2 separate regions of the Mus musculus genome follow, and region 1 is linked to region 2. The links are chromatin loops, found by intact Hi-C in ENCODE. Cell type or tissue: heart. All regions are shown on one strand. Links, peaks and the distances in the headings refer to the core of each region. The heading gives the core; the rest is flanking DNA.

Region 1 (2,922 bases), core at 138-2,637, 64 kb after region 2:
ATAGAATGTTAAGAATTTGGAACGTACAACTATGCAACTATTTACACTGTTTTATGTTTTGTTTTGTTTTTGATTTTCTTTTTTAAACCTAAAGAGAACTTCAATGTAAAAGGATGGTTCTGGCATTATCATCATCCTTATCACTTTCAAAGTTTTGATTATGAAAATTTATTGCAGGGCAGTAGTGATGCATGCCTTTAATTCCAGCACTCAGGAGACAGAGTCAGGTAAAACTCTGTGAGTTCAAGGCTAACCTAGCCTATAGAGTGAGTTCTAGGACAGCCAAGGCTACACAAGGAAACCCTTTCTAAAAAAAAAATACATTAAGAAATTAATTTAACACGAGGAATTCTTATAGCCTGGAGCATCTTTGGTATCACATCAGTCAACATTCCTTCTTATCCTGCTCTGAACACTTTTTATATACATCTTAAGTTCTTCCTACTAGATCATCTGTTGTAGAATATTCTTTTGGGTCTCTCAATCTATGCACCTCCTTGAGATTGAATAGGAAATGTTGAAATTGATCATTAATTTCAAAGAGCTTTTGCTGCAAATGTCAAAAGCTCAGGTATAGCTCGTGTGTGTGTGTGTGTGTGTGTGTGTGTGTGTATTTATAGCCCTGATACCTTAAATACTGAATTATAATTAGAAAGACCCAGTCTTTTATTATGATTTGCAGTTTGAGATTTTCTTACTTTAGATAAAGTATGAATGTCACAGTTAAGATTGAGATATAGAAAATTAGGAGCCGAATAGTCTCAGGGATTCTGGGTTATTTCTCTAGTTTTGAAATTGTCTCAATCTTTAACTATTTAGTTGTACTGTGGTCAGAGGGAAAAAGAAAAAAAATCATCAAAATAGATGCTATCAGAATTAAGAGATTCAAGATGGACTGTGACCCTGAGAAATTCAGTAGAATATCTCAGTATAAACACCATGTTTGTAGAATTTGAGAGAGAGAATATAAACATGCTTGTGTTTTAAATTTGATGACACTCACAACCCCCCTTCCCCTGCAATCCTAATGTATTAAAGAGACTTAGAAACTTTCATTCTGATCTGGGGTAGGATTATTTCATTGTTATAACAAGCATACATGTTTTCTTAACTCAGAGAGACAATTTAATGATGTATAATGTATAACAACCCTTCCCCTTAAATTTTAAATAAGATTAAAAAAAAACCATGGCTTAATATACAAAGGAAATTTGCCATTATAATAAAAGTAAAATGACTTTTTATTTTCTTGAGTCCCTGTGCTTTACATTTCTTCATGCTTTCCCTTGCTTTTCTTTCAAGGAACAAGGCAAAAACCTGGCAAAAGAGTTACATGGCTACATCTCTGTGTGGATGTCCACCCAGACAGCACCTCACAGGATGGTAATGTGCTTCAACCACATCGAAATAAACAAACAAATATTAGGACCACTCTGGGGTAGAGCAACGGGCATAGTCTTTGCACAGAACTTACAGACTCTCTTTAAATATTAAATTTTATCAGTGATAAAAGTTGTCTGTAATAAAGCATAGGCTTATAAAATATGTTAGTTTTGCTTAACTTTTGACTATGACAAAATATTCCAGTACAAATATCAGAAATATCCTAAGAAGAGTGATTCTAAAGTGAGTTTGCAATTTTTATCAGAGCATGCATTTTAGGTTAAAAGCATGAATGTAAGGAATGAACATTTGTACTTGAGACTATTTCACAAAGCACTAAGGCACATAAAATTAGACACCGAACATACTCACAATATTTTCCAATAATGAAGATGCAGAAGAAGAATGGACCAGATGTCATTTCCTTCTTTCTGAGCAACTGATTAATGAAAGATAAAACGTGGTCTTGGATGAGATGAGTCGCGCACAGCTCACAGTGGTTGTGCTATTTCTGTCTGCAGTCTTAGCAGCTATAAGGCAGCTCTCTCTCTCTCTCTCTCTCTCTCTCTCTCTCTCTCTCTCTCTCTCTCTCTCTGTGTCCCTCCCTCATTCCCTCCCTTCCTTTATCCCTCTCTGCCCCTCCCTCTTTCCTCTCTTGAGTCCCTTCTATCTTTCTACACACACACACACACACACACACACACACACACACACACGGGGAGAGAGAAAGAGAGAAAGGAAGAGAGGGAGAAAGAGAGAGAGAGAGAGAAAGAGAGAGAGAGGTGGTGAGGAAAGTTTCTGAGAGCACATAGGCTCTGTTTACACTAAACATTTTGTTTCTATGCTCTGACAAAGCCTTCACATACATATATGGACATTGACCACGATGTTAGAAAGAACTTGACCTGAGGTAAATCCCAAGCATGGTAACATTTTACCCCCTCTATGAATGCTTTTGTGGCACAGCTATAAAGGAGGGATTAAGGTGTGATTGCAGTGGCATTTTAAATCTGTTTGGAAAGTTGAGCATTAGATATGGCTCAAACAAAAAAACATAAAAACCACATAAAAAATCCTTTTATACTCCTAGATTTTACTTTAGTAGAGACCTTGATATACTGTGGCTGAACACTAAAGTCTTCCTGAGTCCAAATCTTAGGGATTCTGACACTTTGGGGCTGGCACCTGTTATCTGAACCTGGTTTTCAGGAATAAGATTCCTGTTCAGCAGGATGGCTCTGGGGCTCCACACAGGGCACACTGGATGTGTGGCACAGGCCCTAGTGCACAGCAGGTAACTACCAAATGGCAGCCACTCATGTGACAAGCTTCAATCTGGCTGGCATGGGATGAAGAAAGTATATGAATTCAAACCACACTTCTACGAGCAACATTTTGCCTTAGCCAGAGTATACAATTCTTATTTTTGACTTAGTAGTGTATTTATAGAATTATGGTCATCACAGTCACATAAGGCTTTGAAAGGGGATGGAGAAAGGAGGGGGAGAGGAAATGTCAGCTAAGGTAGAATGTGCATGA
Region 2 (2,922 bases), core at 231-2,730:
AGGGGGTCATGAACCCCTGCCCTTAGCTGGTAAGGTACTGGCAAGAGATGGTTCCCAATGGGAGGGAAGATCCAGTTTTCTTTACAAGTGTGGGCTCTGGTAGGTTAACTCTGCTCCAGTGGATGACCCCTCCCCCACCCCAAGTTTACGGGCAACACAAATTAGACTCAGTGGGTCATTAAAAAAAAACACAGAAAGAAGTCACATAGCTGGGAGAGATATGGAGGCAGGGGTGGATCTGTGGGATGAATATGATAAAAATATATTGCATGAAATTCTCAATTAGTAAAACAACTGCAAAACTTTGAAGTTGTAAAGCTACACCAATAGGAGCTAAAGTGGTTATTTAGAATTAATTTTCTAGACAAGAACTAATGCAGAGAAAAGCACGCACTGATCACATGGGCCTAAAATCCAGGCTTTTACATTTTCCTGTTACATATTCAGATTTATAAGTGCTCACATAGAAACAGACAAAAAAGTATTTGTGACATATGATACCACAAATCTTATCGCAAAGCAACCCCAAATCCTAGTAAATCGAATTGAGTCTGAGTAATCTGACACCGTAAACCTTGGTCTCAAAAGCCATTGAGACAACCCGTAAGGGGTTTAAACGGCCAGTGAACTAGACTGGAACGTCACACAGGCTTACAGAGTGACCTCGAGTCGCCCTGGACGTTTGGACTCCATACATGACTGCATATTAGAAGGAACAGGACCCAGGGCTAAGCTCTCCCGTTCCGTGCACCCGTGCGCAATGTTGCAGCCCTGTGGTTGCGAGGGACGATGAAGCAAAGATGGTGGGTCTGGAATCCACATTACTATCGTTCTGGAGACTGTCTCACATTTATATATGACTTGTTAGCAGTAAAAGAGAGAAAGCAATGTGAACGGACTTCAGTTAGTTTGATTCACAGGCATCCCCCTGATTCCACCAGAAAAACGCAGCTACGGAATTGATTCTTTCCCGTGACATGTGGTGGCCCGGTCACGTGAAAGGTAACACATCCTATTTCCTGATACACAGGGAGACTTGAAGATGGAGTGTTGTGTTTTCACCTGTAGTGAGCGTCTAGTAAGCAGCAGATTGCACTGTCTGTATATGGAGCCAAGGTGTGCCTCTAGAAACCGGGCAGAAGGTTTTGTCGTTAGGCTCTTTGGATTGTTGTTTGAAGTGATTTGCAAAAATTCAAAGGCTCATGCCTATAATTCGAGTACTTGGGATACGGAGGCAGGAGGACTTCTCTTAGTTCTAGGCCAGCTGGATCTTCACAGTGAGACTTGTTTCAAAACACAAGCAGGGGATGGAGAGATGGCTCAACAGTTGAGAGCATTAGCTGCTCTCCCAGAAAACCCAGGGTCCATTCCCAGCATCTACAATGTGGCTCACAACCATCTGTAATTCCAGTTCCAATGAATCCAAAGCCTTCTTCTGGCCTGCACAGGCACAAGGCTTGCACATGGTGCACAGATAGACATGCAGGTAAAGCACTCACAAACAAACAAACAAACAAACAAACACCAAAATGTTTTTGTGTATCTAAATGCTATAGAACTGATACCGATGCCATCTAAATATGTGGCCACCAGGGGGAGCTAGATATCAGGAAGAGTCTTTGGGCATCGGAGGATTCAGGGAGTTGCCCTGAAAAGCATTTTTTTTTAAGCTGAGAAATTCTGAAAAATAGATTGTCATTGGAGTTTTATTTTCGAACACGAAATAAATCTTTTAAAATATCTGGCACTTTAGAATAGTTTATTTTTATGAACTAATTTTTCATTTGGATTCCCTCTGGTTCCATCTATTTATTATTAAAAAAAAAAAACACCAAGTTTATTACACAGTTTAAACTATCAGAAAGACAGACAAATCTCTGACAACATAAGGCAGGACCTTGGCCTCTTGAGGATTATGCCTTTCTTTTTATTTTGCTATCAGAAGATAAAACTGAAGAATTATGTCTGTCATGAGCACATGATGTCAGAAACATGGACAGACATATTTGTGTCTTTTCACCCCGTCATAAATTACTGAATAACAACACATTTGTAAGATTTATTGTTTTTGTTGGCTGTAGTTTATAAAATAGTTCTGATAGCTCTTTACAGTAGTAGTTCTCAACCTGTGGGTCACACATCAGAAATTTATGTTATGATTCGTAACAGTAGCAAAATTACAGTTATGAAGTAGCAACTAAATAACTTTAATCTTGGAAGTCACCACAACACGAGGAACTGTAGTAATGGGTTACGGCATCAAGAAGGGTGAGAACCACTGCTCTACAACATAACCACGGCAATCACAGGTTCTTCTATTACCAATATTAACGCTTAGGTAAACCCCCAACTCACAACACACACACACACACACACACACACACACACACACACACACACACACACACACGCAGGGAATTACAGGATTATAAAGAGGTTAAGGAGGCTGTAATTCATGAGGGCTTTACTGAAGGCAGAGACAGACCTGATAGAGATGGTTAGATGAAACATAAGGAAATATAGTTGGAGATTTGCTGAAGGCAGGCACAGAGTCAGTGCTGACCGGCACAGGAATAGGAGGAGGCGAAATGCTAGATTTGGAAGGATGGATGGGAGGCAACCTGAATGAATCTTGTCAATTGTTGGTGACTGTGCTGAGCTGACATCCTTGGGACAGCTGGGAGTTCCCTGTGTGTGGGTCCCTTGGCCTAGCACAGGATGGTCAGACGACAGGTTTAGCTGAGGATGTCTCACTCTCTGTTGGTCTGGTGCTTCAGTAAGTCTGGACTTCATGCTGTGGTCTGAATACACCACGCACCCACAAATCCCCAAACAACTTAGGTGGCTTTCTTTCACTTGCACAAGTAAGTTGCTTATCAGTCAGTGTCTCACGGCTTGCGATGGGCAGGCAGTGGCATGTAT

What was found. Peaks named below come from ENCODE experiments on the same cell type or tissue, not always from the same donor. Only the 100,000 strongest peaks of a DNase experiment are listed, where the experiment ranks them.
Region 1: it touches region 2 in a loop (2.7-fold over the local background); 12 of 42 quality-filtered maps call a loop at or near these places.

The regions. Positions count from the first base shown.
Region 1 is chr3:79,735,991-79,738,912 of GRCm38, forward strand. Rxfp1 (relaxin/insulin-like family peptide receptor 1) reads right to left here and starts at 1,961. Exons shown (of 18, transcript NM_212452.2): 1 at 1,756-1,961. The coding sequence starts at 1,804. In heart, for the core only: no CTCF peak of the experiment used is centred there; no DNase peak of the experiment used is centred there.
Region 2 is chr3:79,671,699-79,674,620 of GRCm38, forward strand. The region is part of intron 5 of Rxfp1 (relaxin/insulin-like family peptide receptor 1); the gene reads right to left. Among named protein-coding and RNA genes, the nearest start is that of 4930579G24Rik, 44 kb to the left of the region's middle. In heart, for the core only: a CTCF peak has its summit at 1,592 (motif pointing right); no DNase peak of the experiment used is centred there.